Regions from separate parts of the Homo sapiens genome. Here region 1 is linked to region 2. A link is an interaction called in ENCODE POLR2A ChIA-PET data of the cell type or tissue named here. Cell type or tissue: Caco-2. All regions are shown on one strand. Links, peaks and the distances in the headings refer to the core of each region. The heading gives the core; the rest is flanking DNA.

Region 1 (5,373 bases), core at 285-5,284, 320 kb before region 2:
CACCCGCCTCAGCCTCCAAAAGTGCTGAGATTACAAGTGTGAGCCACCGTGCCCAGCCAAGACCTCATCTCTTAAAAAAAAAAAAAATTATTTTTTGGCCAGGCGCAGTGGCTCACGACTGTAATCCTAGCCCTTTGGGAGGCCGAGGTGGGAGGATCACTTGAGGCCAGGAGCTCAAGTCTAGCCTGGGCAACATGGCAAAACCCCTTCTCTACCAAAAAATACAGAAGTTAGCCAGCCGGGTGTGGTGGTGCACGCCTATAGTCCCAGCTACTAGGGAGGCTGAGGTGAGAGAACTACTCAAATCCAGGAGTTCAAAGTTACGGTGGGCTATGATTGTGCCATTACCCTCTAACCTGGCCTAGCCTAGCCTAGTGAGACCCTGTCTCAAAATAAATAAATAAATAAATAAATAAATAAATAAGATGTCAAATAATAAGAGCTCATGCTTGAGTCCTTGCTAAGCCACTGTTGTATGCTTTACGTGTCATTTAAGACTCATTGATAATGTCCTCATTTTCTGAATTACTATTTCATGGTCTATTTTACAGACCAGGAAATTGCAGTTCAGAGAGCTTAAGCCATGTAGCTGGAAAGGGGTGGAGCCAGGATTCACATAAACCCAGCTAGTCTGGGCCAGGCACAGTGGCTTATGCCTGTAAACCCACCACTTTAGGAGGCTGAGGCAGGCGGATCATCTGAGGTCAGGTGTTCAAGACCAGCCTGGCCAACATGATGAAACCCTGTCTCTACTAAAAATACAAACAAACAAAAAAAATCTAGCTGGGCAGCTGGGCTTGGTGGTGTGTGCCTGTAGTCCCAGCTACTCAAGAGGCTGAGGCAGGAGAATTGCTTGAACCTGGGAAGTGGAGGTTGCAGTGAGCCAAGATTGCACCACTGCACTCCAACCTGGGTGACAGAACCAGACTCCATCAAAACAAACAAACAAACAAACAAAAAACAGCTAGTCTGATTCCAGGGCACTTGGTGGGAGGCAGCACACCTCTGTCCCAACCTCAACTTCCTGGGAGACTCCCCAAAGTGGCAGAGCCCACAAGGGTGTCTCCTTCCTCTGCACCCCAAATGCGTAAAGTACCCATCACAGCACTTCCCACAGCCCTTCATTCACTCTTCCTCCTCCTTCCCCACTCATTCCTTGACCCTTCTCATCCCCCAGCTGGGGAGCAGGGGCACAGAGATGACTTGGACATGGATCCGATCCCAGCAAGACAGGATGTGTTCTTTTTGTTTTCTATTTTTTGAGACAGAATCTTGCTCTGTCACCGAAGCTAGAGTGCAATGGCGCGATCTCGGCTCACTGCAACCTCCGCCTCCTGGGTTTGAGCAATTGTCATGCCTCAGCCTCCCCAGTAGCTGAGACTACAGGCACAAGCCACCATGCCTGGCTAATTTTTGTATTTTTAGTAGAGACAGGGTTTCACCATGTTGGCCAGGCTGATCTCGAACTCCTGACCTCATGATCCACCCGCTTCGGCCTCCCAAAGTGCTGGGATCACAGGTGTGAGCCACCAAGCCTGGCCAGCAGGATATTTTCACCAGGAGTCACAGGCTCAGGTGCTTCAGACAGGCAGGAAACCAAGATGAATGAGGCAGGCTGGGAAAAAAGGTAATAGGGAACAGCAAGGATTACAGCCATGTGAGAGCTTATTTTAGCTGAAGCTTAAGGTAGGGGATTATGGCAATGTGAACAGCTGGTGGGGAGCAGACAAATGCTGCACCAGATGATCTGGATTTTTTTTGGAGTCTCAGAGACTTGTGTTCAAGATGCAAGCATAAAGAAGTACTAGAGGTTTGTATTCCAAATGCATGCATACACTAAGCAAAATATAATGAGGAGTGCTGCTTTTTTTTTTTTTAATAGGTAGCTAAGCTCAAAGGGAAGACAGAATCTTCTTGGTTCCAGAATAAGGAGGAAAATCAAAGCCACAGTGGTGGGGGCAGTGGGGACAGTGAAGTCAAGCAGCCTGTGGGAATGCAGGAATCCCCTACGATTGGCATTTTAACACCCACATGGGGGCCGGGCAAGGTGGCTCACGCCTGTAATCCCAGCACTTTGGGAGGCCGAGGCGGGTGGATCAGGAGGTCAGGAGTTCAAGACCAGCCTGGCCAACATAGAGAAACTCCCCCCGACCCGCCACCGTCTCTACTAAAAATATAAAAAATTAGCCGGGCATGGTGGCAGGCACCTGTAATCCAAGCTACTCAGGAGGCTGAGGCAGGAGAATCGCTTAAAGCCAAGAGGCAGAAGTTGCAGTGAGCCAAGATCACACCATTACACTCCAGCCTGGGCTTTAATCCCAGCACTTTGGGCTTTGGGAGGCTGAGGTGGGTGGATCACTTAAGGCCAAGAGTTCGAGACCAGCCTGACCAACATGGAGAAACCCCGTCTCTACTAAAAATACAAAAATTAGCCGGTATAGTGGCACGTGCCTACAGTCCAAGCTACTCAGGAGGCTGAGGCAGGAGAATCGCTTGAACCCAGGAGGCGGAGATTGCAGTGAGCTGAGATCGCACCTCTGCACTCCAGCCTGGGCAACAGAGCAAGACGTCATCTCAAAAAAAAAAAAAAAAATCCATCCCCAGGCCCTGGCTCACAATGTAGAAGCGAGCCGCCTGAGAATGAATGGAAAAAGCCATCCAGGCACTCAGAACCCCAAAGCTAACCAAAGTATAGGCTTGGAGTTAGCCCAAACCTCTGGTGCAGAAACCTGTTCTGAGGAACTCATAAATAAAATGGTCAGAATCTTGTGCAGCCTGTAAGACTGTGGCAGGAGCCAAAGCAAGCCGGCCCCAGAGGTTGTCAGTGGGGCCCCAGGAACCCATGAGGCTGTCACAGGCAGGAGAAACATAAAGAAGTCAAAGACACCTTCCGTGAAATCAAAGAAATCTTCCATGGGGACTTCCATTCTCATGGCTCATGGGGTCACCATGGAAGGTTTTTGTTGTTGTTTTGAGACAGAGTCTCGCTCTGCTGCCCAGGCTGGAGTGCAGTGGTGCCATCTCGGCTCACTGCAACCTCCGCCTCCCGGATTTAAGCAATTCTCCTGCCTCAGCCTCCCGAGTAGCTGTAATTACAGGCGCCTGCCACCATGCCCGGCTAATTTTTGTATTTTTAGTAGAAACGGGTTTCGCCATGTTGGCCAGGCTGGTCTCGAACTCCTGACCTCAGTTGATCCCACCTGCCTTGGCCTCCAAAAGGGCTGGGATTACAGACATAAGCCACTGTGCCCTGCCTCCATGGAAGGTTTCTTTGACTTCTTTTACATGCCATGTAAAAGTAATAGTAACTACAGCATGCCTCCGCCTTAATGGGATTTTATAGCTGAGGCAGTGGAGGGTCAGGTTAAGTTGCCTAAAGTCAGTTAGCAATTGAAGTATTTAATTTATCTGTGCCCCAATCTCCTTAGCTGTAAAATAATAATAATTTTTAGTGTACTTTCCTCATAGGACAGTGGTAAAGATAAAATGAGTCGCCACCTGGAGAACGGTACGATGCCTGGCACATCGTAGTAATGTTAATACAGATGAAAGAAGTTTTAGGGGCTGGGTGCCTGTAATCCCAGCACCCTTGGGAGGGCAAGGCAGGCAGATTGCTTGAGGCCAGGAGTTGCAGTGAGCTATGATCAAGCCACTGCACTCCAGCCTGGGTGACAGAACAAGACTCTGTCAAAAAAAAAAAAAAAAAAAAAAAGGCCAGGCGCAGTGGCTCACGCCTGCAATCCCAGCACTTTGGGAGGCTGAAGTGGGTGGATCACCTGAGGTCAGGAGTTCGACATCGGCCTGGCCAACATAGTGAAACCCCGTCTCTACTAAATATACAGAAATTAGTCGAGTGTGGTGACACATGCCTATAATCCCAGCTACTCAGGAGGCAGAGGCAGGAGAATCGCTTGAACAGGGAAGAGAGAGGTTGCAGTGAGCCGAGACAGTGCCACTGCACTCCATCCTGGGTGACAGAGCGAGACTCCGTCTCAAAAAAAAAAAAAAAAAAAAAAAAAAAAAGATGAAGTAAGTTTTACATGCTCAGAGATAAAGAAGAAATTTCTACAACAAAAACAGGGTGGGAGGTCGAGGCAGGGAGCTGTTAACTGGGGGCCAGGAGATAGAGACCAGCCTGGCCAACATGGAGAAACTCCATCTCTACTAAAAATACAAAAATTAGCCAGGTGTGGTGGCACAGGCCTGTAATCCCAGCTACTTGGGAGGCTGAGGCAGGAGAATAGCTTGAACCCAGGAGGCAGAGGTTGCAGTGAGCCAAGATGGCACCACCCACTCCAGCTTGGGTGACAGAGTGAGACCCTGTCTCAAAAAAAAAAAAAAAAAAAAAAAAAAGAAAGAAAGAAAAGAAATGGTGAAAATAATATTAATAGTATACCTACCTCATAGGGTCGTAAAGATAAAATGAATGAATATACACAAACATACATAACATGTCCATAAAATATACATAAAATATTTGAATACAATCCTGCCACATAATAAGTGCTTACTATCTTTGTGAAGTTATTGTAACGATAAAATTTGCTCATTGATATTAGTGCTTAGAACATAGTAAGGTCGGGCACTGTGGCTCACGCCTGTAATCCCAGAACTTTGGGAGGCTGAGGCAGGTGGATCACCTGAGGTCAGGAGTTTGAGACCAGCCTGGCCAGCATGGGGAAACCCTGTCTCTACTAAAAATACAAAATTATCCGGGTGTGATAGTGGGCGCCTGTAATCTCAGCACTTTGGGAGGCCAAGGTTGGTAGGATCACTGGAGCCCAGGCATTCAAGACCAGCCTGGGCAGCATGAGGCATTCAAGACCTCATCTCTACAAAAAATAAAAAATGAGCTGTGGCCGGGTGCGGTGGCTCACACCTGTAATCCCAGCACTTTGGGAGGCCGAGGCGGGTGGATCATGAGGTCAGGCGTTCGAGACCAGCCTGGCCAACATAGTGAAACCCCGTCTCTACTAAAAATGCAAAAAATTAGCTGGGCATGGTGGCGGGCACCTGTAATCCCAGCTACTTGGGAGGTTGAGGTGGGAGAAATTCTTGAGCCTGGGAGGTCGAGGCTGCAGTGAGCCATGATTGCACCACTGCACTCCAGCCTGGGCAACAAAGCGAGAGCCTGTCTCAAAAACAAAAAAAAAAAGAAGAGTATAGTAGATGCTCAATAAATAAGTACTCAGTGACAATGAATAGCATCTTCTAACTAGACTGCTAATTCCTGGGCTGTTTCTCCACTGGGCACCCAGCATGTAACTGCTGAATTAATGATAATTGGGTAGCTGGATGGTGGGAGGGGGCTGATCGTGACGGATCTGTGGGCAGCGGGCAAAAGAGGGCAGTAGGTGAAGGCTAGGCCATGGA
Region 2 (5,373 bases), core at 137-5,136:
CATGCCGCTATAAAGACACATGTACACATATGTTTATTGCGGCACTATTCACAATAGCAAAGACTTGGAACCAACCCAAATGTCCATCAATGATAGACTGGATTAAGAAAACGTGGCAATTATACACCATGGAATACTATGCAGCCATAAAAATGGATGAGTTCATGTCCTTTGTAGGAACATGGATGAAGCTGGAAACCATCATTCTGAGCAAACTATCGCCAGGACAGAAAATCAAACACCGCATGTTCTCACTCATAGGTGGGAATTGAACAATGAGAACACTTGGACACAGGGTGGGGAACATCACACCCTGGGGCTTGTCATGGGGTGGGGGAAGCCGGGAGAGATAGCATTAGGAGATATACCTAATGTAAATGACGAGTTCATGGGTGCAGCACACCAACGTGGCACATGTATACATATGTAACAAACCTGCACATTGTGCACATGTACCCTAGAACTTAAAGTATAATAAAAATAAATAAATTGGGCTGATGAACCATATTACAGTAATCCAATATTTCGCTTGTAAAGTCCTGAGGTTTACAGAAGGAAATCTTTTCTAATAACAAGAAGAGTGAGGCATGTGCTTTGGTCTTTATTTCCTAGTTATACGATCCTGGGTAAGGAGCTCAACTTTTCTCTGCCAAAATTAAATGAGGATTAAATGAGATCATATATGTGAAGTTGTGAAAGACAGTGCCTGGCACATAGTAGGATCAATCAATGTTAATATCTCTAAAATAGAGATTGAGTCTGAAGATCCACAAAGTGGTAGAACTGATCTTAAGATTCCCAAATGATAGAATTGGGCTTTATTTGCCTAAGTAGTATGGTATTACTTATTGTATGCCCAGGGGATCTTTTTTTTTTAAATAATGTTTATTTATTTATTTTGAGACAGAGTCTCGCTCTGTCCCCCAAGCTGGAGTGCAGTGGCACCATTTTGGCTCACTGCAACCTCTACCTACCCGGTTCAAGCAATTCTCCTGCCTCAGCCTCCTGAGTAGCTGGGATTACAGGTGCGCACCACCATGCCCAGCTAATTTTTGTATATTTAGTAGAGACAGGGTTTTGCCATGCTGGCCAGACTCGTCTTAAACTCCTGACCTAAGGTGATCCAGCTCCCTCAGCCTGCCACAGTGCTGGGATTACAGGTGTAAGCCACGGCACCCAGCCCTAATGTTTTATTTTTTTGTAGAGATGAGGTCTTACTATGTGGCCCAGGCTGGTCTTGAATTCCTGGACCTAAGTGATCCTCCCACCTTGACCTCCCAAAGTGTTGGGATTACAGGCATGAGCCACCGTGCCCAGTTCCCTTCTTAAATAGTTTAAAGGGGGAGAAGAAAGAAAAAGACAGATTTTCTTCCCTTCCACTACCAAAACAGGCAAAACACACCAGAACACTTTGCTTAGCATTTCTTTTCTTTTCTTTTCTTTTTTTGAGAAAGAGTCTTCCTCTGTCAGCCAGGGTGGAGTGCAGTGGGGCGATCTTGGCTCACTTCAAGCTCCACCTCCTGGGTTCAGGCCATTCTCCTGCCTCAGCCTCCCGAGTAGCTGGGACTACAGGTGCCCACCACCACGCCCAGCTAATTTTTTGTATTTTTAGTAGAGACGGGATTTCACCGTGTTAGCCAGGATGGTCTGGATCTCCTGACCTCGTGATCCGCCCGCCTTGGCCTCCCAAAGTGCTGGTATTACAGGAGTGAGCCACCGTGCCCGGCCGTCCCTTCATTTTTTAAGATAAATTCACATACCATAAAACTTACCATTTTATTTTCTCTCTCTTTTTCTTTCTTTCTTTCTTTTTTTTTTTTTTTTTTTTTTTTTTTTTGCAGGCTGGAGTGCAGTGGCCCTATCGTGGCTCACTGCAACCTTGAATTCCTGGGCTCAAGAGATCCTCCCACCTCAGACTCCCAAGTAGCAGTAGCTGAGACTATCAGTGCGCACCACCAAGTCTGAGTAATTACAATACTTTTTTCTTTTTCTTTTTCTTTTTTTTTTCGTAGAGATGGGGTCTTCCTATTTTGTCCAGGCTAATCTGGAACTCCTGCCCTCAAAGGATCCTCCTGTCTAATTCTCTCAAAGTGCTGGGATTACAGGCATGTGCCACCGCACCCGGCCAAATGCACCTCCTTTTTTCAAGTGTACAATTCAATGGTTTTTAATATATTCACAAAGTCATGGAACCATCACACCTATCTAATTTCAAAATGTTTTCATCACTCCAAAAAATAACCCCATATGGGAGGCCGCGGCGGGCAGATCACTCGAGACCAGCCTGGCCAACATATTGAAACCCCGTCTCCACTAAAAATACAAAAATTAGTCGGGCGTGATGGCGCACGCGTGTAGTCCCAGCTGCTCGGGAGGCTGAGGCAGGAGAATCGCTTGAACCCGGGAGGCGGAGGTTGCAGTGAGCCCAGATCGCCCCACTGCACTCCAGCCTGGGCGACAGAGCGAGACTCCGTCTCAAAAATATCTAATTAATTAATAAAAATAAAATAAATAAATAAATAAATAACCCCATGCCTTCTGCCTCTGTGGCTTTGCCTATTCTGGGTATTTTGTGTCAACGGACCCATGCATGGGGGTGGGCCGGGCACCTTTCAAACGTTCAGCCCCCACGACGGCCCGTGGCCTCCGGATTGGACGGCACGAGCTGGGTGTGCGCGGGGCGCCCAACCGCTCAGGAGCTCCTGGAGGAGGCAGGTGCAGGTGCCGGCTGCTGCAGCGCAGTAGCTGCTGGAGGCTGGCGAGGCCCGGAGGCGGTGCAGGAAGCCTCCGACCACGCGGGCTCCTGATCGCGGGCGCCCACAGCGCGGACATGGCGGGCTGGTGGCCGGCGTTGTCGCGCACGGCCCGGCGCCACCCGTGGCCCACCAACGTGCTGCTCTACGTTGCTCGAGCAACGTAGCTCTACGCTCTACGAGCGTGCCGTAGCTCGCTCGTCTCCGCCGGGGACGTGCTGCAGCAACGGCTGCAGGGCCGCTAGGCCGACTGGCGCCAGACGCGGCGCGTGGCCACGTTGGTGGTGACCTTCCACGCCAACTTCAACTACGTGTGGCTGGGCCTGCTGGAGCGCGCGCTCCCGGGCCGAGCGCCGCGCGCCATGCTGGCCAAGTTGCTGTGCGACCAGGTGGTCGGTGCGCCCATCGCGGTCTCGGCCTTCTACGCCGGTGAGGGGCCGGGGGGGGAACCTGGGGGGTGGGACCAGTATTGGGGGACTGGAGGCAGGGACTTGGGGATCAAGCGGCTGGAGGGAGGGCGCTGCAGGAGCCTGGGGACCCGGGCAGGAGCCGGGGCTCTGAGACCGGAGCTGCTTCAGAGGCCTGAAGGGCCAGGGCAAAGGCTGGAGGCTGGGGTGTTTGATTGCGAGAAGTTGCAGGAGGCACTGGCTGGGGAGCCGAGAAATTGGGGAGCCAGAGGTACAGCAGGTCAGGAATTTAGAGGACTAGGGTCGGGGCTCAGACTCTGGGGTTGGGTGTAGGCCAAGGCTGGAGGTAGGCAGGGCTGCGGAGGTCTTTGCCCCCTGAAAAAGGCCCACGGGAAAATAAAGGAGATCCCAGTTCAAGGCCATAGCAGCTGCAATGACCGTGAACCAATCGTGGGACAGGGAAGGAACCGACCTGCTGTTCAGAAAATCCACGCCTGGGGCCCCGGGGCCAACACAGGAACAAAATGCAAGGGGACCCGTGACCCTGGGGGGCAGAGCAGGTGGAATCTGAGGTTGGGCCTGGATCTTCAGCAAATTCATGCCCAGGGGCCTAGTCCTGCTTTGGTAACAAGATTTTCCCCTGGGGTCTCACGGAAAACATCAAGGGACCTTGGATCCTTGCCATAGAGGACTATATACCTGTGAGGGTTCAGGGAACCCTCTCCTTAGAAAATCCGACCCGGGCCTGGGGTGTGGGGGACAGGGGCTTGACTGTGGAAACCTTCTCTACTGCGTACAATAAGAACAATGGAAATGTTACCTGAAAAATACCGGGGTTCATTCCCTTAACGAGTCACAAATGACTCCACCAAGAGGCGGGTTTTGATCAATGGGAGTTTTACTTGGCACAAGAAAGGAAGACACTGGGCATATTCTCCCAAGTAGTGTGTCCCCCAGAGAAAGAGACAGGAGGGTTTTATGGGGTGATGGAGAAAGGAGAGGGTGCATGATTGCATGTAGAGTAGGGGTCCCAGTGAGTCATGATGCTAGCGCATAGGTTGCATAGGTTATAGTCATGAAGCTATAGCTTCTCCCGGGGTGAAGACTTTAGCATGGTAATGAGGAGAGTTAACTTGGGTTCATCTGTAAGTAACCTGGGGTCATTTAGGAGCTGATTTAAACAAACAGGGTGACCTCATTCCACCCAGGGCTGGGGAAGAACAGGTTGAGGTCAGGAGGCTGTAAAACAGGCTGATCACTCAAGTTGGTTAAATTCTTGTAATCTTTGGAGATCCTCCATCTGCTCACAGGAGGGTCCCTGTGGCCTCTATCATCATTGCAATTTCTATAGCCTTGAAGGGGATGGGGTGGGTAACTGGGGAGAAAATCTCTATGGGTCTTAAGCCTGACGGGGTCAGTGGGTCAGGAGAACAGACAGCCGGGGAGCTAGGGCCTCCTGTTTTATCAGAAGGTCTGTGCCTGGTCCCGGCGTGTGATTTGCAGACTAGATTTGCAAACAGCTTCCTAGCAACTGTTAAAGAAGTCTTGTACAGCGGTGAAGGGGTAGGGGACCAGAATGCTATTTAATCCTCAAAAAACTAGTGAGATTGTTCTCTTTTTCTTTTCTTCTTCTTCTTCTTCTTCTTTTTTTTTTTTTTTTTTTTTTTTTTGAGACAGAGTCTTGTTTTATTGCCCAGCCTGGAGTGTGCAGTGGCCTGATCTCAGCTCATTGAAACCTCCATCTTCAGGTTCAAGCGATCCTCCTGCCTCAGCCTACCAAGTAGCTGGCATTACAGATGCACACCACCATGCCCGGCTAATTTTTGCATTTTTAATGGAGACAAAGTTTCACCATGTTTGCCAGGGTCGTCTCGAACTCCTGAACTCAAGTAATCTGCCCATCATGGCCTCCCAAAGTGCTGGGATCACAGACGTGAGCCCTCGCACCTGAGATTGTTCTTATTACTCTCATGTTACAAATGAGGAAACAACTAGTGAAATTAGTGAAATTGTTCTCTTTTTCTTTTCTTTTTTTTTTTGGGAGACAGAGTCTCGCTTTATCATCCTGGCTGGAATGTGCATTGGCCCGATCTCAGCTCACTGCAACCTCCACTTTCTGGGTTCAAGTGATCCTTCTGCCTCAGCTTCTCGAGAAGCTGGGATTACAGGCATGCGCCACCACACCCAGCTAATTTTGTATTTTTAGTAGAGAC

The links. ChIA-PET counts read pairs that join two places held together with the same protein. Peaks named below come from ENCODE experiments on the same cell type or tissue, not always from the same donor. Only the 100,000 strongest peaks of a DNase experiment are listed, where the experiment ranks them.
Region 1: POLR2A ChIA-PET joins it to region 2 with 7 read pairs; 3 of 35 experiments call an interaction of 5 or more read pairs at or near these places.

What each region holds. Positions count from the first base shown.
Region 1 is chr16:28,939,806-28,945,178 of GRCh38, reverse strand. No RefSeq gene overlaps it. Among named protein-coding and RNA genes, the nearest start is that of NFATC2IP, 8.4 kb to the left of the region's middle. In Caco-2, for the core only: no CTCF peak of the experiment used is centred there; no DNase peak of the experiment used is centred there.
Region 2 is chr16:28,620,940-28,626,312 of GRCh38, reverse strand. It overlaps a transcript of SULT1A1 not described here. Among named protein-coding and RNA genes, the nearest start is that of SULT1A1, 14 kb to the right of the region's middle. RefSeq lists silencers at 2,641-2,810, 2,861-2,910 and an enhancer at 3,001-3,130. In Caco-2, for the core only: no CTCF peak of the experiment used is centred there; DNase peaks (open chromatin) are centred at 2,682 and 3,002; H3K4me3 peaks cover 1,294 bases.